Linked DNA regions of Homo sapiens: region 2 is linked to region 1. Evidence: chromatin loops called from intact Hi-C (ENCODE). Cell type or tissue: adrenal gland. All regions are shown on one strand. Each heading gives the region's core, and the rest is flanking DNA. Links, peaks and the distances in the headings are about the cores only.

Region 1 (12,560 bases), core at 1-8,000:
AAGGGCCAAGACATTTCTGAAGAAGACCAGAGAGGACTTACCCTACTAGATACCAGGATTTTTATTTTGAAACTCTAATGGAACAGATTAGTGAGCCCAGAAACAGACCCATGGATATATGTACCTCTGATATATGACAAAGGTGGCATATCAGATCTTGTGGGAAGATGGAATGGCTCACCAAATGAATCCCTATGGAAAAAGATGCACTTAATCCCTCCCTCACGTTATAAAGAAAATCAAATAATGGCCTTACAGTAATATTGTTTGACTTATTGTAAACAATGACTTAATAAGTTGAAAAGGATAAATATCTTTTAGACCCTAAGGAAATATTAAGACACAAGCATTCATATATTTGACCATATTAAAATACTTTTGTTCATTGAGAACTTTTACTCACTAAAAGGCAATTTAAAGAAAGTGAAAAGACGATGCATAAACAAACTTGGAGAAGGTAATCATAATATCTACCTACACTTGACAGAGGATTATTATCAAGAATACAGAGTATTTTATCATAGTTAAAAATAAAAATTTTTAAAAGATCACATAAAGAACTTTTTTTTGAGATGGAGTCTCACTCTGTCGCCCAGCCTGGAGTACAGTGATGTGATCTCGACTCATTGCAACCTCCGCCTCCCGGGTTCAAGCGATTCTCCTGCCTCAGCCTCCTGAGGAGCTGGGATTACAGGTGTGCGCCACCACGCCCGACTAATTTTTGTATTTTTAGTAGAGATGGAGTTTTGCCATGTTGGCCAGGCTGGTCTCAAATTCCTGACCTCAGGTGATCTGCCTGCCTCTGCCTCCCAAAGTGCTGGGATTACAGGCAAAAGCCACCATGCCCAGCCCACATAAAGAACTTCTAATCAACAATTAATGTAAAAATAATGGGAAAATGTGCAAGAGTCATGAACAAGAATTTTGCAGAAAAAACATATATGGCCAGTCATCACATAAAAAACATGTATGTTGAAGAAGCTGTAGAGCTACAATATCTCTGATACATTGCTGCTGGCAAAAGTTGTAAATTGGTACAACACTCGGGAAAACAGTTTGGCTTTCCACCAGGCGTGGTGGCTCACGCCTGTAATCCCAGCACTTTGGGAGGCCAAGGCCGGTGGAACACCTGAGGTCAGGAGTTCGAGACCAGCCTGGCCAACCTGGTGAAACCCTGTCTCTACTAAAAATATAAAAATTAGCCAGGCGTGGTGGCACACACCTGTAATCCCAGCTACTCGGAAAGCTGAGGCAGGAAAAGTGCTTGAACCTGGGAAGTGGAGGTTGCAGTGTCCGAGATGGTGCCACTGCACTCCAGCCTGGACGACGAGTGAAATTCTGTCCCCCCACAAAAAAAGATGAACAATCACATAGTCATAACCCAGTAATTCTACTTGTAAAAATATACTCGAGAAATTCTTGCAAATGTACAACAGGACTTATGCATGAGACTATTCCAATAACAAAAACTTGGAAACAACACAAATTTATTGAATGAATAACTGTGGTACATTCGCATGAAGGAATATATACAGTAGCTAAAACTAAACCCCAGTAACATGAAGCAACGTAGGTAAATCTTAGCAATATAAGAAAAAAAAAAAAAACGAAAAAAAAAAAACCAAAAAAAAAAAACAGAGGGTCCCACGGCAGTACTGGTGGCCATGGTTCCCGTAGCCAGAAGGAGTCGCTCACAGAGCCCCACACACAGCATATGTAGGGAATCTACCTTTTAATATGGTTCAGGGCGACATAGATGCTATCTTTAAGGATCTCAGCATAAGGAGTGTACGGGTAGTCAGAGACAAAGACACAGATAAATTTAAAGGATTCTGCTATATAGAATTCGATGAAGTGGATTCCCTTAAGGAAGCTTGACATACGATGGTGCACTGTTGGGCAATCAGTCACTTCATGTGGACATTGCAGAAGGCAGAAAACAAGATAAAGGTGGCTTTGGATTCAGAAAAGGTGTACCAGATGACGAAGCTTCAGGGATGACTTCTTAGGAGGCAGGGGAGGTAGTCACCCAGGTGACTGGGAAACAGGCCCCCAACTGGGCAGCCACTTCAGAGATGGTCCTCCCTTCCACGATCCAACATGGATTTCAAAGAACCGACAGAGGAGGGAAGAGCACAAAGACCACGACTCCAGCTTAAACCTCGAATGTTGTGACGCCCCTCAATGAAGTAGCCGATCCCAACTCTGCTATCTTCAGGGGTGCCAGACCCAGAGTGGAATTCGTTCACAAGGAGCAAGAATGAGCCTGCGGTTGGGAGGGAATGGAACATGGGGGGTTGGAGCAGGACCACAGCCTGGTGAACCCCTGGGCCATGTTCCTGCAGCTTCCACTCCCATACCTGCCACTGGCCTCCCCACAGTGGAAACACAGCTTGTTGTGAGTGCATGCCAGCTGTCAACAAGTGGTTTTTAGTACATTCTGGGCTTTGCTGTATCTATCTAGTGCCTGTTTGTGCGTTTTTTTCTTTCTACCACTGCTTCCCCATTTTCCTTCTGTCCTTTTCCTCCCAGCTCGTTTTCCTAGCAGCACATGGGGTTCCCCAGAGGATCGGAGGTGGCCATGTGGGGGAGTCGTTTGGGCTGCGGTACTGCATCATTTTTCTCCTTTGCTTTCTCTTTTTACTTTAGACATTGGCCCGACTCCAGGTGTTTCCTTTCACTTCCTCAGTGTTTCTCTTCTGACCTGCATGTTGAGTTCTGTATTGCGTTGGCTTCCAACAAAAACCAGAAGTCACTGACAGACTGAACTGCACCTTGTTGGTATTCAGCTGTGATGGACATAGAGAATTGGAGGCACCTTGTTTTCACAACTAGGATAAAAATAGGTGTTGATTCTTGCAGGGTCCTTTCCATTCCTATTGAGAGGGAGCCCTGGCTCCATGACCCCCTCCCAAAGTGGACTGTCCAAAGGGATAGGCTCACACGAGAAACAGCGAGAGCTGAAAGTGGAGACCGTGGAATAGCAGTAGGGAGTCCACGGAGAAAACACAGTGAATGTTCGTAGGCATTCACGTGTTTTTGTTACTGCTTTTTCGAGGCTGTGTCCCAATGAGTTCACTCCTTTCACCAGACATGGTCGAGGTTCCCCTCTCTGGCCAGCTGCAGTGAATGGCCAGCGGGTTTCTTTTCTCCTGGGCCAAGGCACTTTGAGGGTTGGGGGATAGCGCCGGCACTGCGCTTGGCTGACTGCAGCGCTGACACGGTGTTTCCCCAAATCCCTGTTGCCTGTGTGTTTGTGTTTATCTGTTCCTAGTACAGGCAACATAATGAGATACTGTGCTTCCCACCTCCCCTTCAATTCATAGCCAAAATGGGTCTAGAATCTGGCACTTTACTCATTTCCCTTGATAAATGAAATTGTACTGTGCAGAGCTGTCAGGACCTTCAGATGATCGTATAGGACTGTAGCTGTCTAGGTCTGAGGCTGCATCTTGGGGACACACTTGGTTGTTCCCATGTGCAGGGTTCAGCACTTACCTGGGAGTGGTAGTGGTTAGGCTTTTGAGCTTGAACGCCCGCGTGTGAACAGATGAAAAATCCTTCAGTACCCAAATCCCAGTCTTCCCTTTGGGGAGCAGTTGGGGGGTGGCTGGCAGCAAGGGCCTAGGAAAGAGACCCTTGCAGGGTGATGGCAGGGCAGCCTGGGGCGCCCAGTGTAGTGTGCTTAGTAATTGGTCACCAGCTGTCATCCTTGGCTTCTCCTACTGTATCTTTGTTACAAGCCCTCCGCAATCCACAGAACTCTCTCTCCTTCCTTCCACCTGTCAGCTTCTCTGCTTCTGAGATAAGAACCATTTCTGTAACACCAATACTTAAGAAAGACATGCATTATGTGGTGTAATCAAACCTGATGCTTTCAGATCATCTACTTACATCTTCAACATGGATAAGATAAACAAAACAAATGCATCTAAACTTCTGGGCAATCCAGTTGATTTTTAAATGTAAGAATGGAATTCCAAACACAACACATTCAGCTATATGACAGAAAGTAAATCTATGGATATGGTATTTTTTGAAGGATCTTTTCAACAAAAGAAATGCTTACATAATTAAAATATATATATATATATACACACATTAGGAAAGATGGACTAACTACAACCCAAGTAGAGAAAGTATGAACAAGGCCTGCTGGACAGTTATACAACCTTGCACTCAACAACTGTTCTCTTCAATCACATGGAACGTGTGCAAAAACTGCCCATATACTGGGCCATAAAGCAAATTTCAAAGGACTGAAATTATGCCAAGTATATTGTCTGACTCCAAGGCAATTATACTAGAAAAAAATGACTAGAAAAATCCCCATATGGGCTGGGCACAGTAGCTGATGCCTGTAATCCCAACACTCTGGAAGGCCAAGATAGGCAGACCAATTGAGGTCAGGGGTTCAATACCAGCCTGGCCAACATGACAAAACCCCATCTCTACTAAAAATACAATAAAATTAGCTGGGTGTGGGGGCATGCCCTGAAATCCCAGCTACTCAGGAGGCTAAGGCAGGAGAGTTGCTTGAACCCAGGAGGCGGAGGTTGCAGTGAGCGAAGCATCAGGCCACTTCACTCCAGCCTGGGCCACAGAGCGAGACCCGTCTTTTTTTTTTTTTTTTTTTTTTTTTTTTTTAGACGGAGCCTCGAACTGTCGCCCAGGCTGGAGTGCAATGGTGTGATCTCGGCTCACCACAACCTCGGCCTCCTGGGGTTCAAGCAATTCTCCCACCTCAGCCTCCTGAGTAGATTACCTGGGATTACAGGTGCCTGCCACCATGCCCAGCTAATTTTTAGTAGAAACGGGCTTTCACTATGTTGGCCAGGCTGGTCTCGAACTCCTGACCTCGTGATCCACCGGCCTCAGCCTCCCAAAGCGCTGGGATTACAGGCGTGAGCCACCGTGCCCAGCGGAGACCCTGTCTTAAAAAAGCCAGGCACTCCAGCCTGGGCAACAAGAGTGAAACTGTCTCAAAAAAGAAGAAGAAAAAAAAACATAATAGAAAAGAAGAAAAGCCAAGAAATATTAAGCTAGGCAATTCCCAGATAAGTCTAATGTGGCAAAACAGCGGCAGGTTGGCCATGTGAGCATGGGAGGTGTGGGGAGCAGAAGGCAGCTGTTTGCAGCCACTGGGTTCCGCCGGGTGGGCTCACTGGGGTGGGCCCAAGGCCAGAGGGAGTCCTGGACGCGGGGAGCTGGAGGGTGAGGCGACCCGGGAGGAGACACCGCCAGGCAGGGGAGGGCGGCCGGGTAGGTGTGGTCCGGCTCACACCGCAGCCACCGCCACCGCCACCACCACCGCCACAGGGAGAACGCGGAGAACATGTACTACTTCTCAGAGCTGGCCCTGACCCTCAACGAGCACGAGGAGGGCGTAGCGCCAACCGACAGCCGCCTGCGGCCCGACCAGCGGCTGATGGAGAAGGGCCGTTGGGACGAGGCCAATACCGAGAAGCAGCGGCTGGAGGAGAAGCAGCGCCTGTCGCGGCGCCGGCGGCTGGAGGCCTGCGGGCCGGGCAGCAGCTGCAGCTCGGAGGAAGGTGAGGCCGGGCGGGAAGGGCGCCCCGGAGGGGAGGAAAGGGGTGCCCGGGTGGGGGTGCCGCAGGGACGGATTCCGGGGGAGCAGGCCACAAGCCCACCCACCAGCCCACTGTGCCTGCCCAGCAGAGAAGGAGGCGGATGCCTACACGCCACTGTGGTTTGAGAAGAGGCTGGATCCGCTGACCGGGGAGATGGCCTGTGTGTACAAGGGCGGCTACTGGGAGGCCAAGGAGAAGCAAGACTGGCATATGTGCCCCAACATCTTCTGAGCGCCACCCTTGCAACAAATACAGGCGCCTGCACAGCCTGGCCCACCTGTTCATTAATGCACTCAATTTAGTACTGAATGGTCTTTCTCCCAGCCCATTCCCAGCCCTTCCTATTTCCTTTCCTATTTTTTTTTTCTCCCCACACTTTCTTGGGACTCCCACCTTGGAAGGAGGAAGGGCTGACCTGGGTTCTCTCCAGCCCCCAGGTGCGCCGGGTCACCCGTGCCCCTTCATTATGGACCTGGGCCCTACCGGAACCCCTGCCCCAGTTACCACAACTCAGGCCGGCTGGCCCGGGCCATGGGCTGCGCAAATCACCAGCCCCCAACCCAGGGAGGAACTGGCCCCTCCTAGGGAGCCTCTTCGACTTTTTTAGAAAAATGATCTCCATTTCTTTCCAGCCATGATGTTTAGTAAATATTTTTAGTACCGCACTTAGCAGACAGCTTTCCAAGTGTGCTTTCTTGCCACAAAAGTGTCCTGGCAAGAGCCCCTTATTTTTAAGACATCAGGAAGCCAGACCGCTTTGAGTTGGGAGAATTTTGTAGCTCAACATATCAAGTCCTCGATGGTATCTGAGCTGCCCACACCCCCACCTGCCAAGGCCCCACAGAGCCCAAAACAGAAGGGGGCTGCCCCAGCCCAGCAGAGCACAGAGTTTCTGGAGCTCCCATCCACAGATGCAGGAGGGGGTACTGATGGTAACCCCCATGTGGATTTGAGGGCAGCAGTCCCTGGCCTCACCCTAGCCAGCCTGGGTGGCTCCCTAGCCCCAAGAGGCCAGGAAGGGCTGGAAGGCAGGGCCTGCAGGTGCTCCCCGCCCTGAGACCCAGGCCCCAAATCAGCAATAATGAACAAACCCTTGGCCCAGCCTGGGCTGGTGACCTGGGCACCAGAGACCTTGCATCCCTCCTCATCCTAGGAGGCCCCTAGGGGTGCCCCATCTCAGTGTCCCCTGAACTCTTTATTTGCCTAATTTATATATATATATATGAGATATATAAATATATATAAAATAGCTATTTTGCTTAAATTTCTACAGTATGTAAAAGTGAAAAAATGATGAAGACGGGTGCACCTGTCTGAGTTTGGCCCTCATGTGAGCTGTGCCCTTCCCTCTCCTCATGCCCCCTTCCAGCGGCTTCTGCCAACCATGGGGGGCTGGACCACCATGGCCACTGACCCAGCCCCTCAGAATCCCACACTCCAATCCTTTCCATTTCAGTTTAGTCCTAAAAGTTCATCACAGGGTCTTTCTTTCTACTCCAGGACTGGTTTTGTTTTTATATATATAAAAAAAAAAAGTGAAAACACCAATGTGTGAAATGCCTTACAATGCCCACTGGAGAGGCGGGGCGGGGTGGGGCAGGATGGCCCCACTGGGGCTCCTACAGAGCTGTGGAATGTACCTCTCCCCAACACTGTTTTGTTAGCGAGCACCTTTTGACCAGTAATAAAAAACCTTGGCTTTGGAGTTTTCCACTGCCCTGTCCCTCAGTCTCTGTGTATCTGGGTGGAGGGGACTAATGTAGAAGGACAGGTGATAGCCTACAAGGTGGCATGGGGGTAGAGCATGGGGTGAAACAGCAGGGGGGTCAGGGGAACAGAGGAGGTAGGAGACCCAGGAAACTGCCCAAAGGGCTGGGGAGAGGGTCGCAGCTCTGCCAAAGGCTGCCCTGATGCTGCGGCCACAGGGCTGGCCTGGACCTAGCTCTGCTCTTTGGAAGGGCAGTGCTTTAGCCAGGTGGAGACCACCAGCAGCCCCCTCCCGTGTTTCAGTTCCTGGAGCTGTCTAGTGGGAGGCCTCCAGGGGGAAGGCCAGTCCTGGTGAGTTCCATATCACTTGACAGCAGCAGCCTGGGCTGCACTTCCAGGTGAGGGATGGGTAGAGCAGGGCACCCCAGGGGCATCAGGGCCAGCGCTCTCACCATCTGCCTCCAACCCCAGCCCTGTGGGATCTGGGGCTGGCCCTGCACAGCTCCTTCCCTGGCTAGGCTTCCCCATCTGTGGGGAGGTGGCCGCTGGCGGGGGGTCCCGGCTGAGGAGCTGGTGGGGCAGGTCTCACTGGAATAGAGGTGAGGCGGAACTTCAGGATGCACCTGACCCAGAGGGCAAGGGAGGGGACAAAGGCCAGTCTACTGAGGCAAAGAGAGGGCTCTGAAGAGCTTGAACAGAAATTGACATCAGGGCAATGTTTTAGAAAGACCACTCTGACCAGCAGGACACAAGATCAACCTACACTCAGTGGTCTCACATACACCAGCCATCACTGAATAGAAAATGTAATAGAAAAAAAGATCTACGACATAGGCCATCTGACAAAAAGACACAAAACCACAAGGTGAAAGACCTTTATGGACATGACAGAGAGGACCTGAGTTAAGAGGGAAAATACATCTTCATAGCTAGGTTCACATTCAGTTATGTTAGTCCCAAACCTACAAATTCAACATGATCCCTATTAAAATCCTACCAATATAGTTCAAAAGCTTGACAAGTTGATTGTGACATTTATATGAGAGAATAATTAAAAAAAAAAAAAATAGGGCCAGGTGCAGTGGCTCACGCCTGTTATCCCAGCACTTTAGGAGGCCAAGGCGGACAGATCACTTGAGGCCAGGAGTTTGAGACCAGCCTGGCCAACATGGCAAAACCCCGTCTCTACTAAGAATACAAAAATTAGCAGGGTATGGTGGCGCACACCTGTAATCCCAGCTAGTTGGGAGGCTGAGGCAGAGAATCGCTTGAACCTGGGAGGCGGAGGCTGCAGTGAGTGGAGATCGCACCACTGCACTCCAGCAAGAACTCAGGGGACGATGAGGGGACTATGTGGACTTGACCTGCAGATGCCCAAACAAGCTGGAAGCCTCCTGGGGACACAAAGCTTCCTTTTTCTCCACTGCTCTCTGATCACCATCTGGCTGCCATGCAGTGTATTTGTTGATGGTCTGCCCTCCCTACCCCAATGGACTGAGCTTCATGAGACTGTGAGCTTCATGATCTTATACGTTGTAGCATCCCACTGCCTGGCACATAGTCAGTGCTCAATGAATAGCTGTCGAAAGAATCAACACCAGGCCAGGAAGACCAGCTAAAGCAAACGCTCAGTGGGACAACACCTGAGCAGTGGGGGGCGTGACTGCAGTACCAAGTTGGGAGGAGACTCAGAAATGGAACTGGTGAAGAGCTGAGCCCAGGGACCCAGGAAACTCCTGCCTCCCCCAAACTCTAGAGTTCAAATTGCTGCTCCTGACAGACTGTGGGGTAGGAGTCAGATTCTGTAAGTGGGGAAGAGAAGGCCTGAGGTTCTCTCATCTCCAGGGACATGGCTCAGCATGAAGGGAGTTGGGAGGAGAGGACAACGGAGAGACACATTTCAAAGTGGAACAGAGAACAGGACAAGAGACAAACTCAATGCTATTTAAGTTATTGTTTTTATGAAGCTAGCCAGCATGCATAACTTCAGCAACAAAGCCTAATAAAGACAGTGTGAAAATAAAGGGAATATATAGTTCGGTCTCATGGAAGAAAAGAATTTTCATAAATCCAAACAAGAGAACAGCAAATAGAATCTAGCCACATAGAAAAGACTGAACCCCAAGTTGGTAAGCCCATGCCCAAATTAGGTTTACTGCAGAAATGCAAGAATGAAAATGGCTCAATGTTGTGAAGCTTTCCATGGTAAATCATTCATTACATCAGCCAGTCGAAGGATTTCTTCTTCTGGCAATATGGTAAACTAGGTTCCCAGAAAATACTCCTTTGTGGAAAACTAGACAGGTTGGATAAAATTTTTTAAATGTTAAATGCATCTATCAACTGGAAACAATATGAGGAATACTCAAGCCAAAAACTAAGTGGGTATGAAAACCTGGAGAGGTAAGAAAAGGTCTGAAATATTTTATGTTGCAATTATTTACAAAGCCCAATGAGCTTAACTGTAAGTTTTCACTGCCTCAAAAGAGCCTCCAAAGGTAGGGCATATAATAGGAAATTTGGGGCCCCCAAGGGCTATACCTTCAATGTAATGGTGAATCCAAAATAAAATACAAGAAAAATCACTTGTCTTAAAGGTTGGTCCTGAGCAGAGAAAAACAAAATCCCCCTAAGAATTTGTAATCAGGAGTGGACCCTCAGTTAGTTTTGCAGCCCAAATACACACTACCTGAATGGCTCAATGAAACCTCTGACAGAGAACGTAACATGGTCCGAAGTTGGCAATGTTCCCAGTCACCTGGGGGAAGCAAACAAGTCCTCTCTGGAAGATATCCCCTTCATTCTAGGCCTTAGAGAACCTCAGATATGAAACTGCAGGGAAAATGAGCAGCTCACAGTATAAAATCTCCAAACACACAAGGAAACAAGCACCCATGAGCAAGGGCAACCAGAAATAACAGATAGCAGAATCAGACAGAAAACTCTTCCACACAGCAAAATTATCAGATACAGAAGAGAAAATAAGCATGTTTAATATATTTCTAGAAACAGAAAGGCAGCTTGAAAATAAGTGAAGAGTAAATATTCAAAAATACTAAACAAATTTCAAGAAAATGTTTTAAAATCACTAAAAATAATTCAGTGAATAGTTTTACAACAGATTACACAGCTGAAGAGAGTATTAGTGAAGCAGAAGTGAGATCTGAAGAAATTTGGAATACAACACAGAGACACAAAGAGGTGAAAAATATCAAAGGGACGTTAAGACATGAAAGATAAGATCCCACATATGTCTGATCTATTTCAGAAGGAGAAAAGAATTTTTTATGGAACAGAAGCAATCTTGGAAGAGTTATGGCTAAAAGTTTTTCAAGAAATCATGAAAAGCACCAATATACAAAGTTAAGCTCAACAAATCCTAATTATGGTAAATAAAAAGATATCCACAGCTAAATACAACATAGTGAAACTGCAAGATTACTAAGACAACAAAATCTTACAAGCAGATTTTTTTAAATTACCTTCAAACAGCATAAATTAGGCTGGGTACAGTGGCTCACACCTGTCATACCAGCACTTTGGGAGGCTGAGGCAGAAGGATCACTTGAGACCAGCAGTTGGAGACCATCATGGGAAAACAGAAGAGACCCCATCTCTACAAAAAAATAAAAATAAAAACTAAATTAGGCAAAGTGGTATGTGTCTGTAGTCCTAGCTTCCCAGGAGACTGAGGCTGGAGGATTGCTTGAGCCCAAGAATTTGAGGCTGCAGTGAGCTATGATCACATCACTGCACTCCAGCCCAAGCAACAGAGTGAGATCCTGAAAATTCATCTCCAAAGGAAGGCCAATTAGACCGAGAACAGATTAGACTGAGAGCCTCCAAAGGAAGTCAGAAGACAATGAAGTATTACCTCCAAAATAGAGAAGAAAATGTTAGTGTTCTCCTCAGTCAAAATATCTTTTCCACAGGTCACGTGTGGTGGTTTATGCCTATAATCCCAACACTTGGGGAGGCCAAGGTGGAATGATCACTTGAGGTCAGGAATTTGAGAACAGCCTGGGCAATATAGCAAGACTCCATCTCTACAAAAATAAAATAATTAACCAGGCATGGTGGCATATGCCTGTAGTCCCAGCTACTTGGGAGGCTGAGGAGGGAGGATAACTTGAGCCTAGAAGTTCGAGACTGCAGTGAGCTACACAATCATCCTGTCTCTGTCTGTCTCTGTCTCTATCTCTCTCTCTATATATATGTGTGTGTGTGTGTGTGTGTGTGTGTGTGTGTGTATGTGTGTATAACTAAATTTTATTTAGCATATTAAACAGTATATTAAATTTTTTTAAAAAAAATATATAGTGTCATGTGGAGTGAGACTATGATGAGTTAAGATTATGTAAAACTTATCAGGTAATCATTGAAGGAATAGCAATACTAAATTATTTCCAAAGCAGTAGAAGAAACACATTGAATGCAGGGGGGAAAAAGCTCAGTAAATCTAAAGAAGGCAAGAGAGGAGAGGAAAAAAGAATGTAGAATAAAAATCACAAATAAGAGAATACAAATACATCAATAATACATCAGTAATTACATAAAATTTAAGTAATCTAAATGCTTCAAAGAAAAAAATATGGACTAAAAATAAAATCCAGCTATATGCTATTTACAAGAATACACCTAAAACATAAATATATAAACTAAACAGACTCTAGGGCAAAAAATATTACTAGATGTCAACTACTAGAATTTTAAGGTCATTTTGTAGTGATAGAAGGTAAAACTCATAAATTTCTAAAACTCTTATGCACCTAATAACATCTCAAAATGTATAAAGTAAAATGGATAAAGATAAATCCACTATCATAATGGAAGATTGTAATTTATTTCTCCCAGTAATTAGAGCTCAGACAACAAATTATGTTAATTACTATGTAATTAACAAACTTGATGTCATGGACACATATAGGGAATTAAATGTGACTGCAGAATACATATTTTTGAAATGCACATGGAACTTTTATGAACATTAACCATATATTTAATCCAGTCATAAGGCCTCAGCAAATTTCAAAGGACCACATTCTCAGACTGCAATGAAGACAGTTCAAAATCAATGACAAAAATAAAACTGGGAGGAAAATACAGGCTAGAACATTAAGAAATATATTTTGAAATAACTCATAGGTCAATGAAGAAAACAACAGAAATCAGAAAATACAGTTAAAAAAAACTATATATTAAAACATACAGAATACAGGTAAAGCAGTACCTTGAGGAAAATTTACAACATTTAAGACTCAT
Region 2 (12,560 bases), core at 1,559-9,558, 280 kb before region 1:
AAAGAGCTTGGAAGGGATTTTGCTGCTGTGGGTGAGCACTGCCTCTCCCCTTAGGGACAACAGCCACCTCTTCTCTCCCCATTTGCCTTTCCCTTCTGTAGATATGAAACACAGGCCTCCTTGTCAGGCCCCTACTTAACCTCCGTGATGGGGAAAGCGGCCGGAGAAAGGGAGTTCTGGCAGCTTCTCCGAGACCCCAACACCCCACTGTTGCAAGGTGAGTCATGGCCTGACACTCTGGATGTGTCCCCTACCCCAAGCTTACTCAGCCAAGAGGCTTCATCAACTCACCCCAGCTTTCCCTAGCACCCTCCTGGGCCACACCTTCACAAAATCACTGATGCTCAAAGTTGGATATAATATATTGAACTGAAGCCTTAGAATTTTTATGCAAGTTACTGTGGAAATTCTAGGAAACCAGACAGATTACAAAAAAAAAAAAAAACTAGAAGAAAATTAACATCACCTAGGATATACTACCTAGGAATAACGTCTTTTATTTTGAGATGGAGTTTCGCTCTTGTTGCCCAGGCTGGAGTGCAGCGGTATGATCTCGGCTCGCTGCAACCTCCGCCTCCTGGGTTCATGTGATTCTTCCACCTCAGCCTTCCTAGAGCCCAAGTGGTCTGCCTGCCTCTGCCTCCCAAAGTTCTGGGATTACAGGCATGAGCCACCGCACCCAGCCAAAATTACTTAACTTTTCTTCTAGATACTTTTTAAAAATATGGCAGTAAGTTTTTCATAAAAAATGGAGCCATGCTATCCAGTGGAAATTTAATGTTGCCCACATGTATAACTTAAAAATTTCATATATGTGTATACATATATATGAAATATATATATATACAGACACACATATATATGTATACATATATATACACACATATATATGTATATATATATACACACATATATATGTATACATATATACACACATACACATATATACACACACATACACACACATATACACACACATACATACACATACATACACACATATATACACACATATATACACACATATATATGTATACATATATATACACACATATATATGTATACATATATACACACACACATATGTATACATATATACACACACATATATATGTATACATATATACACACATATATATGTATACATATATACACACATATATATGTATACATATATACACACACACACACACACATATATATATATATATATATTTTTTTTTTTTGAGATGGAGTCTTGCTCTGTTGCCCAGGCCGGAGTACAATGGCGAGGTCTCAGCTCACTGCAGCCTCTGCCTTCTGAGCTCAAGCAATTCTCCTGCCTCAGCCTCCCAAGTAGCTGGGATTACAGGTGTGTGCCACCATGCCCAGTTATTTTTGTATTTTTAGTAGAGACGGGGTTTCACCATGTTGGCCAGGCTGGTCTCAAACTCCTGACCTCAAGTGATCTGCCTGCCTCAGCCTCCCAAAGTGCTGGGATTACAGGCGTGAGCCACCACGCCTGGCCTGCAAACAGACCCTTAAAAGTCATCTGTTCCTACTCTTGTTATTTAAGTTGCTTTGATACTCCACCCCTGAAGAACTTTTATGGGGCACTTACCATGTGTCAAGCATTGTGGCGAGTGCTTATAGAGAAGGTGGGACTTTCTGAGGGAGCCCACAAAAAAGCATTCTTTTCTTGCCCTCATTCTGAATAAATTGAGGAATAAAAAATAGGAGCTACAGATGGAGACCCCAAGTCTGGCCAGTTCTATTACTGATAAAGACAGGAGGGTGAGAGCTAGGTGGACCCAGCCAGGAAGCAGACCTGGGCAGTTGTAGCCTCTATCTCCTTCCCCCTCTGCCCTTGAGTCTAGAAGGAAGCCCGCTCCCAGGAGAAAAATAGCGCCCAGGCTACACATGCCTAGTTTATTCTTCCCAAATCAACCAGTTGCATAAATCACTCCTCTATCTTCCTTGGGGTGGAAAGTGGATGGGAGTTATAATTTGAGTTCTCTTTTGTCTTAGTCCATTGAAGCTGCTATTACAAAATACCATAAACTGGGTGGCTTATAAACAGCAGAAATGAGGCCGGGTGCGGTGGCTCATGCCTATAATTCCAGCACTTTGGGAGGCCAAGGCAGGTGGATCACCTGAGATCAGTAGTTCAAGACTAGCCTGACCAACATGGTGAAACCCTGTCTCTACTAAAAATACAAAAAATTAGCTGGGGGTGGTGGCGGGCACCTGTAATCCCAGCTACTCAGGAGGCTGAGGCAGGAGAATCGCTTGAACCCAGGAGGCGGAGGTTGCCGTGAGCTGAGATCACGCCATTGCATTTCAGCCTGGGCAACAAGAGTGAAACTCCATCTCAAAATGAAATAAAATAACAGAAATGTATTTCTTAACAGTTCTGGAGGTTGGGTGGGCAGTCCCAGATCAGGACACTGACAGATTCAGTGTCTGATGGGGGCCCACTTTCTGGTGTTACCTGCTGGCTGTGTTCTCACATGGTGGAAGGAACATGGCAACTTTCTGGGGCCTTGTTTTTTAATTTAAAAAAAAAAAATATTTTCCTGGCCCTTGCCTGCTGAAGGAACCTCTTTTATAATGGTACTTAAAAATTTTTTTTTTTGAGATGGGGGTCTCACTCTGTCACCCACGCTGAGTGCAGTATCACAATCTCAGCTCACTGCAACCTCTGCCTCCCTGGCTTAAGCGATCCTCCCACCTCAGCCTCCTGAGTACGTGTGACCATAGGCCCATGGCACAAAGCCCAGCTAATTTTTTGTATTTTTAGTAGAAATGTGGTTTCACCATGTTGCATAGGCTGGTCTCGAACTTCTGAACTCAAGTGATCTGCCTGCCTTGGCCTCCCAAAGTGCTGGGATTCTAGGTATGAGCCACCCTGCTCGGCCTATAATGGCACTTTCCTATCCCATTGATGAGGCTCTACTCTCATGACCTAATCATCTCCCAAAGGCCCTAAGGCCTCCTGATACCATCACCTTTGGGGTTAGGTTTTAACATATACATTTTGGGGGGACACAGACATTTTAGACCATAGCACCTCCATTGAAAGGAAACATTTCTGACACCTGGCTATCTCAAAGGGCCCTTTCAGTTCCCCTGCAGGCTGCATTCCCACATCACCAACAAGAGCAGCGACACTCACTCAGAGGTTAAATAACTTGTCCAGAGTCACAGCAGTAATGAATGACAGAGCTGGGGCTTGAATCCAGGCGTCCTCCTAGAGCCTGGATTCTGTGTAGTGAGTGAAAGCTGACTCCTGGGAGACTTCTGCGTGGTCCTGGTTCTCTCTCCAGACTGCACTGCGCAAGTTTCTCTTCCTGATGGTCCCTAGGGTATTACAAAGACAGTGGCCCTGCCTGTCAGGTGTTTTTATTACCAGATGAGGTCATGGCCTCAGGAACCCTGTGGGAAGCTGAGTTCAGAGTCTTTGAGCAGGCTTTAGGGAGGTTCCAGCTTCCCACCACCAAGCCCCAGGTGGATTCTTACAGACTCTAGCCTCAGGGTGGGGGGTCTGGAAGATGAGGTTGCGGGGTGCGATATTCTGCCCAATTCGCCCCTCCTTGCTCAATCTGTTTCTGCAGGTATTGCTGACTACAGACCCAAGGATGGAGAAACCATTGAGCTGAGGCTGGTTAGCTGGTAGCCCCTGAGCTCCCTCATCCCAGCAGCCTCGCACACTCCCTAGGCTTCTACCCTCCCTCCTGATGTCCCTGGAACAGGAACTCGCCTGACCCTGCTGCCACCTCCTGTGCACTTTGAGCAATGCCCCCTGGGATCACCCCAGCCACAAGCCCTTCGAGGGCCCTATACCATGGCCCACCTTGGAGCAGAGAGCCAAGCATCTTCCCTGGGAAGTCTTTCTGGCCAAGTCTGGCCAGCCTGGCCCTGCAGGTCTCCCATGAAGGCCACCCCATGGTCTGATGGGCATGAAGCATCTCAGACTCCTTGGCAAAAAACGGAGTCCGCAGGCCGCAGGTGTTGTGAAGACCACTCGTTCTGTGGTTGGGGTCCTGCAAGAAGGCCTCCTCAGCCCGGGGGCTATGGCCCTGACCCCAGCTCTCCACTCTGCTGTTAGAGTGGCAGCTCCGAGCTGGTTGTGGCACAGTAGCTGGGGAGACCTCAGCAGGGCTGCTCAGTGCCTGCCTCTGACAAAATTAAAGCATTGATGGCCTGTGGACCTGCTACAGTGGCCTGGTGCCTCATACTCCTCAGGTGCAGGGGCAGGGACAAGAGAAGGGGGAAGTAACCCCATCAGGGAGGAGTGGAGGGTGCCTGAGCCGCCATGTGGGCATTGGGGGAGTGATGGGAATGCCAGCAGTGATGACATTGACTACTGACTGAGCACCCACTACTATGACTGAGCACTCACTCGCTAGATACTATCTTGAACTGCTCTGTGAGGTTGTTGATATTTTCATTTTTATCTGTGCTTTACAAATCAGGAAACTGGGAGGCCGGGCATGGTGGCTCACGCCTGTAATCCCAGCACTTTAGGAGGCCAAGGCAGGTGGATCACAAGGTCAGGAGTTTGAGATCAGCCTGGCCAACATGGTGAAACTCCATCTTTACTAAAAATACAAAAAATTAGCCAGGCATGGTGTTGCATGCCTGCATGCCTGTAATCCCAGTTACTTGGGAAGCTGAGGCAGGAGAATTGCTTGAACCCTGGAGGCGGAGGTTGTAGTGAGCCGAGATCACGCCATTGCACTCCAGCTTGGGCAAGAAGAGAAACACTCTCAAAAAAAAAAAAAAATCAGGAAACTGGTGCTCAAAAAGGAAAAGTGACTCACCAAGGTCACAGACTAGGCAGTGATGCTGGGGGAACCTGGCTCAGGGGACACAGACCTGGCCTGGGGCAGCCTTGCAGCTCCTCCACTAAAATACTGAAAATGAGGGGCTTCGATGATGGTTATAATCGTATGGCAGAGCCCCAACTCAACTGGAGCCCTGGGACCCAGAAGCTAGGGTCTCACTCCCTGCTTTTCCACAAGGCACCATTAGGGCATCACCCCAGGCCTCGGCAGCCACGACGCAGGGATCCTGCCTCTCATTGGTTGGGGGCTTAGGGGCTCTGGGCTGCCCTCTTGAAGAGGGGGTTCAGCCCAGCGAGGCACCCCCTATGCTGCACCCCACCAAGGTTAGGAAGAGGTCCTGTCCTCAGTGGGGCCCTCTGATGAACAGCCCATCAGGTCTGCGTCCACATGCCTTGGAAGAGATGGTGACATACTCAAAGTCCTTGAAGCCGCATATTAAACCACCTAGAGCACCATCTTCAAACATTTAGGGTCTGAGAAGATAGGGGAAGTAAGCAATTTAAAACATTTCTTTATATTGGGCCAGGTGCAATGGCTCACGTCTGTAATCCCAGCGCTTTGGGAGGACGAGGATCACCTGAGGTCAGGAGTTCAAGATCAGCCTGGCCAACATGGAGAAACCCCATCTCTACTAAAAATACAAAAATTAGCTCAGGCGTGGTGATGTGCACCTGTAATCCTAGCTATTCAGGAGGCTGAGGCACAAGAATTGCTTGAGTCAATATTGCACCACTGCACTCCAGCCTGGGCAACAGCGAGACTCTTGTCTCAAAAAAAAAAAAAGATATTTGCTGAAAAGACCCAGCCTGCCAAACTCAGGGGCAGCCAAGGGAGGTAGTGAAATGGAAGTTGGAGCTCAGCGCTCCCTCACCTCCACTGCCCTCAGGCCTTCTCTGCCTCTTTCCCATCAGTCAGCTGCTTCTGGGCATGGTCCTGGCAGAGACTTGGCCTCCTTCCAGTTCAAGCTCCCTCTTAGATTGTGTCCCACGCCACTGAGTCTCTGGGACACTGGGTCAGTTGTCTAGTCTGGCACAATTGGCAGGAATCCCAAGAAACAGTGTGAGTGAGGGGACAGTCGTGTTGAGTGCGTGGCCTGATAACAGGGTAAGAGTCCAGAGGCCCTCCATCTGGGACTGGGAGGCAGGTCTATGTCAGGCCTGCATTTAGATCTCTAATAGCTCCAGACAAGCCCCTTCAGCTCACTAAGCCTGTTTCCTAACACAGCTGTGGGATGGTGCTTTGGTTTACATAGCACGCGATACCATCATAGATCACATGGGGAAACTGAGGCCCCAGGAGTGATCTGCTGGCACATGCAGTGACAAGAGGAGAGGCCCATCTCAGCCTTGCAGCAAGGTTGCCAGAAATCGATTCTCGCCCCCATCCCGTAAAGCCTCTCTGCATCACCTGCTTCCCACAGCAGCAGCCTGGGCCTCCAAAGGGCACATTCAGATTTGAGGGATTTGGGGAGTTTGTGGGCAAGGGCAGACTACTATGGGCTTTTGGGTGAACCCCAAGGGAATGCAAAGAAGCCCCCTGCCATTCTCCATGAATGGAGCTGAATGCCCTAGCCCCCCATTCTTCCACGTGGGAGTATCCTCTTGAGAGTCCTGCTGGCTGTTGGTCAAGGCAGGTTAAAAGCTGAGGCTTAAAGTAGCCAGGGGTAGTGGCTCCCGCCTGTAATCCTAGCAACTTGGGAGACTGAGGCAAGAGGATCAATTGAGCTCAAGAACTGGAGGCTACAATGAGGTATGATCACACCACTGCACTGTACTCCAGCCTTGGGGAAAGAGCAAGACCCTGTCTCAAAAAAAAAAAAAAAAAAAAAAAAAAAAAAAAAAAAGCTTTGGGAGGCCGAGGCAAGTGAATCACAAGGTCAGGAGTTCAAGACTAGCCTGGCCAAGATGGTGAGCCCCTGTCTCTACTAAACTACAAAAATTAGCTGGGCGTGGTGGCAGGCGCCTGTAATCCCAGATACTCAGGAGGCTGAGGCAGGAGAATTGCTTGAACCCAGGTGTCGGAGAGTGCAGTGAGCCGAGATTGTGCCACTGCACTCCAGCCTGGGTGACAGAGTGAGACTCCATCTTAAAAAAAAAAAAAATGCTGAGGCCCTAGAGCCACACGGAGACCGGGTCCAAATCTCCTGCCACCACTCAAGCTGCGTGTCCCTGGCTTCTTGCTTTTTGCAGCTGACCAAGCCCTCTAATCTGCAACTGGGATAATACAGCGCCTGCCTCCAGGAGGAACAGTAAGGAGTGGATGGGATGAAGCCCTCCACCCTGGCCACAGGTGGTGTCTGTGGGTGGCAGAGCTGAGATTCCCCCACCTTGGACCCCAGTGCCGACACTTGCCATTGTACCATGCCACCTCCCTGCCCCCTGAGACTGGGCCTGAGGAAGCCACAGCCCCTCCCATGTGCCCTGGCCCCTCTGGGCTCCCATGGAGGATGGTGCTGCTGGGTCACCTGCTTTGGGCTCTGCCCTCAGACTCCCTTCACCCCAAGGTGTGCCATCCTCTCCATTCCACCAAGGCCTGTCCAGGCCTCGCTTGCTTAATCCATAGTCTTCAGAGCCACCTGTCATTAGGCAGGGCAAGTGGGAGCCGCTTCATGGTGATCTTGGAGACAGATTTTCACCATCAACCACTCCCCATCAGCTCAGCTCTGAGAAGGTACAAGGTGTTTTCGTTTTGTATAATTACTATTGTGGGCCAAGTGTGGTGGTTCATGCCTGTAATCTGAGCACTTTGGGAGGCTGAGGCAGGGGATCACTTGAGGTCAGGAGTTTGAGACTAGCCGGGCCAACATGGCAAAACTCCATCTCTACTAAAAATACAAAAATTAGCTGTAAATGGTGGTGGGCACCTGTAGTTCCAGCTACTTTGGAAGCTGAGACAGAAGAATTGATTGAACCTGGGAGTTGGAGGTTGCAGTGAGCCAAGATTGTGCCATTGCATTCCAGCTTGGGTGACAGAGTAAGACTCTATCTTAAAAATAAAATAAAATTTATTTATTTTTATTTATTTTTTTTTTGCTTTAAAAATTCTTTAATTTGATACAGTCAAGACTTCATATATAACTTCTAGTTTACAGGAAATACAGGTGATATACAGGTTATACACTGGAGAAATACAGGGAAATACAACACGAAGAAAAAAATCAGATAAACCCAGAAGAAGAGTTCTAAAGAAAAATTGACCTGGTCTATCAACATGACAATGTCAAAAATGGGGGAGGGGAGACAGGAGATGGCATCTATGCTAATTTACAGAGATTAAGAAACATAACAAAGGCCGTGGTTTTTTTTTTGTTTGTTTGTTTGTTTTTTTTTTTTTTTATTGATCATTCTTGGGTGTTTCTCGCAGAGGGGGATTTCGCAGGGTCATAGGACAATAGTGGAAGGAAGGTCAGCAGATAAACAAGTGAACAAAGGTCTCTGGTTTTCCTAGGCAGAGGACCCTGCGGCCTTCCGCAGTGTTTGTGTCCCTGGGTACTTGAGATTAGGGAGTGGTGATGACACGAGCATGCTGCCTTCAAGCATCTGTTTAACAAAGCACATCTTGCACCGCCCTTAATCCATTTAACCCTGAGTGGACACAGCACATGTTTCAGAGAGCACAGGGTTGGGGGTAAGGTCACAGATCAACAGGATCCCAAGGCAGAAGAATTTTTCTTAGTACAGAACAAAATGAAAAGTCTCCCATGTCTACTTCTTTCTACACAGACACGGCAACCATCCGATTTCTCAATCTTTTCCCTACCTTTCCCCCTCTTCTATTCCACAAAACCGCCATTGTCATCATGGCCCGTTCTCAATGAGCTGCTGGGCACACCTCCCAGACAGGGTGGTGGCCGGGCAGAGGGGCTCCTCACCTCCCAGTAGGGGTGGCCGGGCAGAGGCGCCCCTCACCTCCAGGACGGGGCGGCTGGCCGGGCGGGGGCTGACCCCCACCTCCCTCCCGGACGGGGTGGCTGCCGGCGGAGACGCTCCTCACTTCACAGACGGGGTGGCTGCCGGGCGGAGGGGCTCCTCACTTCTCAGACGGGGCGGCTGCCGGGCGGAGGGGCTCCTCACTTCTCAGACGGGGCGGCCGGGCAGAGACGCTCCTCACCTCCCAGACGGGGTTGCGGCCGGGCAGAGGCGCTCCTCACATCCCAGACGGGGCGGCAGGGCAGAGGCGCTCCCCACATCTCAGACGATGGGCAGCCGGGCAGAGACGCTCCTCACTTCCTAGATGGGATGGCGGCTGGGAAGAGGCGCTCCTCACTTCCTAGATGGGATGGCGGCCGGGCAGAGACGCTCCTCACTTTCCAGACTGGGCAGCCAGGCAGAGGGGCTCCTCACGTCCCAGACGATGGGTGGCCAGGCAGAGACGCTCCTCACTTCCCAGACGGGGTGGCGGCTGAGCAGAGGCTGCACTCCCGGCACTTTGGGAGGCCAAGGCAGGCAGCTGGGAGGTGGAGGTTGTAGCGAGCCGAGATCACGCCACTGCACTCCAGCCTGGGCAACATTGAGCACTGAGTGAACCAGACTCCGTCTGCAATCCCGGCACCTCGGGAGGCCGAGGCTGGCAGATCACTCGCGGTTAGGAGCTGGAGACCAGCCCGGCCAACACAGCAAAACCCCGTCTCCACCAAAAAAATACGAAAACCAGTCAGGCGTGGCGGCGCGTGCCTGCAATCGCGGGCACTCGGCAGGCTGAGGCAGGAGAATCAGGCAGAGAGGTTGCAGTGAGCTGAGATGGCAGCAGTACAGTCCAGCTTCGGCTCGGCATCAGAGGGAGACGGTGGAAAGAGAGGGAGAGGGAGACCGTGGGGAGAGGGAGAGGGAGAGGGCAATAAAATTTATGTATATATAAATTATTATTGTTGCTGAGCAAGGTGGCTCATGCCTGTAATCCCAGCACTTTGGGAGGCCAAGGTGGGTGGATCACCTGAGGTCAGGAGTTCGAGACCAGCCTGGCCAACATGGTGAAACCCCATCTCTAGTAAAAATACAAAAATTAGCCAGGCATGATGGCAGGTACTTGGGAGGCTGAGGCAGGAGAATCACTTGAACCCGGGGTCGGGGGGTGTCAGAGGTTGCAGTGAGCTGAGATTGTGCCACTGCACTCCAGCCTGGGTGACAAGAGCGAAACTCCATCTCAAAAAAAAAATATTACTGTTGTTGGTTTTTTCTCTCTTATTATTTTTTAATTAAATTTAAAAAAGTTTTGGTCGGGTGCGGTGGCTCACCCCTGTAATGCCAGCACTTTGGGAGGCCAAGGCGGGTGGATCACAAGGTCAGGAGATCGAGACCATCCTGGCTGACACGGTGAAACCCTGTCTCTACTAAAAATACAAAAAATTAGCCGGGCGTGGTGGCGTGAACCTGTAGTCCCAGCTACTCAGGAGGCTGAGGCAGGAGGATAGCATGAACCCAGGAGGCGGAGCTTGTAGTGAGCTGAGATCGTGCCACTGCACTCCAGCCTGGGCGACAGAGCGAGACTCTCTCAAAAAAAAAAAAAAATTTTTTTTTGAGGCAGGGTCTTTGTCACCCAGGCTGGAGTGCAGTGGTGCAATCTTAGCTCACTGCAGCCTCCATCTCCTGGGCTCAAGGGATCCTCCCTCCCAATCCCCTGAGTAGCTGGGACTACAGGCAGACACCACCATGCCAAGCTCATGTTTGTTTGTTTGTTTGTTTGTTTTTGAGATGCAGTCTTGCTCTTTCGTCCAGGCTGGAGTGCAGTAGTGCGATTTCTTCCAGGCTGGAGTGCAGTGGTGTGATTTTGGCTCACTGCAAGCTCTGCCTCCCGGGTTCAAGCGATTCCCCTGCCTCAGCCACCTGAGTAGCTGGGACTACAGGCGCCCACCGCCACACCCAGCTAATTTTTGTATTTTTAGTAGAGACGGGGTTTCACCATGTTGGCCAGGCTGTCTCCAACTCCTGACCTTAAGTGATCCGCCAGCCTCGGCCTCCTAAAGTGCTGGGATTACAGGCGTGAACCTCTTCGGCCAGCCTCCCAGCTTATTTTTGTATTTTCTGTAGACACGAGGCTTTGCCCTGTTGCCCAAGCTGGTCTCCAACTCCTGAGCTCAAGTGATCCTCATGCCTCAGCCTCCCAACGTGCTGGGACTACAGGCATGAGCCACTGTACCCAGACTATTGTTTTTTACTAAAGGAGACTTACTAGAAAACTGACAAAATCCAGGCTGGGCGTGGTGGTTTACGCCTGTAATCTCAGCACTTTGGGAGGCCAGGGTGGGTGGATCACCTGAGGTCAAGAGTTTGAGACCAACCTGACCAACATGGTGAAACCCTGTCTCTACTAAAAATACAAAAATTAGCCGGGTTTGGTGGCGCACGCCTGTAATCCCAGCTACTCGGGAGGCTGAGGTAGGAGAACCACCTGAACCTGGGAGGCAGAGGTTGCAGTGAGCTGAGATCGTGCCATTGCACTCCAGCCTGGGCAACAAGAGCGAAACTCGGTCTTGGAAAACAAACAAACAAAAAAACCTGACAAAATATCAAAGATAATTATAACCCTTAGGGGTCCCAGATTTCTCTTCCTCAGGAAATGGCAAGGGGGTGCGGGAGAGGGGCCATCCGCTTTGGCTGGCTTAGTTTCCTTTCCACAACCCTTTCTGGAGAAACACTAAATGCCACCATTTTTTGGTCCTTGGCCTGGAAATTTCCCTATCTGCACCCCCTGCGCTGTAGCTTAGGCTATTCAGCAGAGATCTGCAGGCTCCAGCGGGCGTCGGACTTACAGAGGCAAATGTGACCATGTAAATTCCCAGGCCCACCCGTGACAGAGAGCCTCTGATTCAGCAGGCCTCCTTTGAGGCTGGGGATTTTAAACCCGCGTCCTGTGATTGGGATGGGGATTGAGGGCTATATTCAGCGCCTGGCCACCAGAGGGCGCAGCGGGCTGGGTTCAGCGGTACCCCTTTGAGATCTTGTGTCTCAAGACAGGTTGCTGTCATCAAGGATTTGCTGGTTAGACAACAGGCAAGGGGTGAGCTGGGTCCTCTTGGGCAGGAGCCTAGTAGGAAGACCGACAACAGGAAAGAGGCTCACATCTGATACTGGGCACATGGCTGGGCCTTGGTCCTCGTGCTCCCGGACTTCAGAGCTCAGAGGGGCCAGGGCCTGGCCTAGCCTGGAATCTGGATGGACCTCTTCTGCCCTGGGGCGCGCCGTTTACCCAATCCTGACCTCAGAGAGCGTCTGTCGTTCTGGTGGGAAAACCGAGACCCAGACAGGAACAAGGGCTCAGTGGCAACCGCTCTGCCTCCCAGCCCAGGGCTCTGTCTTGCCGGGGCTGGGGCACAGGGTGGACCCCAGGAAGTTCTGCTATGAGTCAGCTTCGAGTGCTCAGGGGACCGGACAGAGGCTGCTGGCCGGGGAAGGATGCCGGCCGGCGGTACCTACTTCCGCAGCTGTGGGTATCCCTGCCTGGTGATTCAGCTTCCCTCTGAGGGTCCCCAGGGGGCGCCGCCCTGGACTGGGAGGCTGGGGAGGATGCTGGGGCTACGGAGGGGCGATGGAGGTGCCTTAAGGGACCCCGTAATCCAGCTCTGCTGGATGCTGAGGTCCCACGAGATAATTGTGGCCAGAGATCAGGTGGGCGTAAGACTGGTCCTAGGATGGGGGCTGTGGGCCCCTCCTCACTACCCTGCTTCTTGAAGATAGCCTGGGCGGCTGTGCGGGATACCCCAGTGTCTCCAGCAATGCGCGTTCATCTCCATGGAGG

The links. Hi-C counts contacts between places; a loop is a spot of excess contacts. Peaks named below come from ENCODE experiments on the same cell type or tissue, not always from the same donor. Only the 100,000 strongest peaks of a DNase experiment are listed, where the experiment ranks them.
Region 2: a loop joins it to region 1, with 2.4 times the contacts of the local background. A loop is called at or near these places in 15 of 110 quality-filtered maps.

Annotation. Positions count from the first base shown.
Region 1 is chr22:30,900,518-30,913,077 of GRCh38, forward strand. OSBP2 (oxysterol binding protein 2) reads left to right here. Exons shown (of 14, transcript NM_030758.4): 13 at 5,320-5,552; 14 at 5,680-7,296. The coding sequence ends at 5,822. LOC107985544 (a long non-coding RNA gene) reads right to left here. Exons shown (of 3, transcript NR_146603.1): 2 at 10,781-10,914. It also overlaps the pseudogene EIF4HP2. Among named protein-coding and RNA genes, the nearest start is that of MORC2-AS1, 16 kb to the right of the region's middle. RefSeq lists an enhancer at 2,724-2,823. In adrenal gland, for the core only: no CTCF peak of the experiment used is centred there; no DNase peak of the experiment used is centred there.
Region 2 is chr22:30,622,867-30,635,426 of GRCh38, forward strand. TCN2 (transcobalamin 2) reads left to right here. Exons shown (of 9, transcript NM_000355.4): 8 at 102-217; 9 at 3,594-4,405. The coding sequence ends at 3,655. Among named protein-coding and RNA genes, the nearest start is that of SLC35E4, 6.6 kb to the right of the region's middle. RefSeq lists an enhancer at 11,637-12,341. In adrenal gland, for the core only: no CTCF peak of the experiment used is centred there; a DNase peak (open chromatin) is centred at 5,901.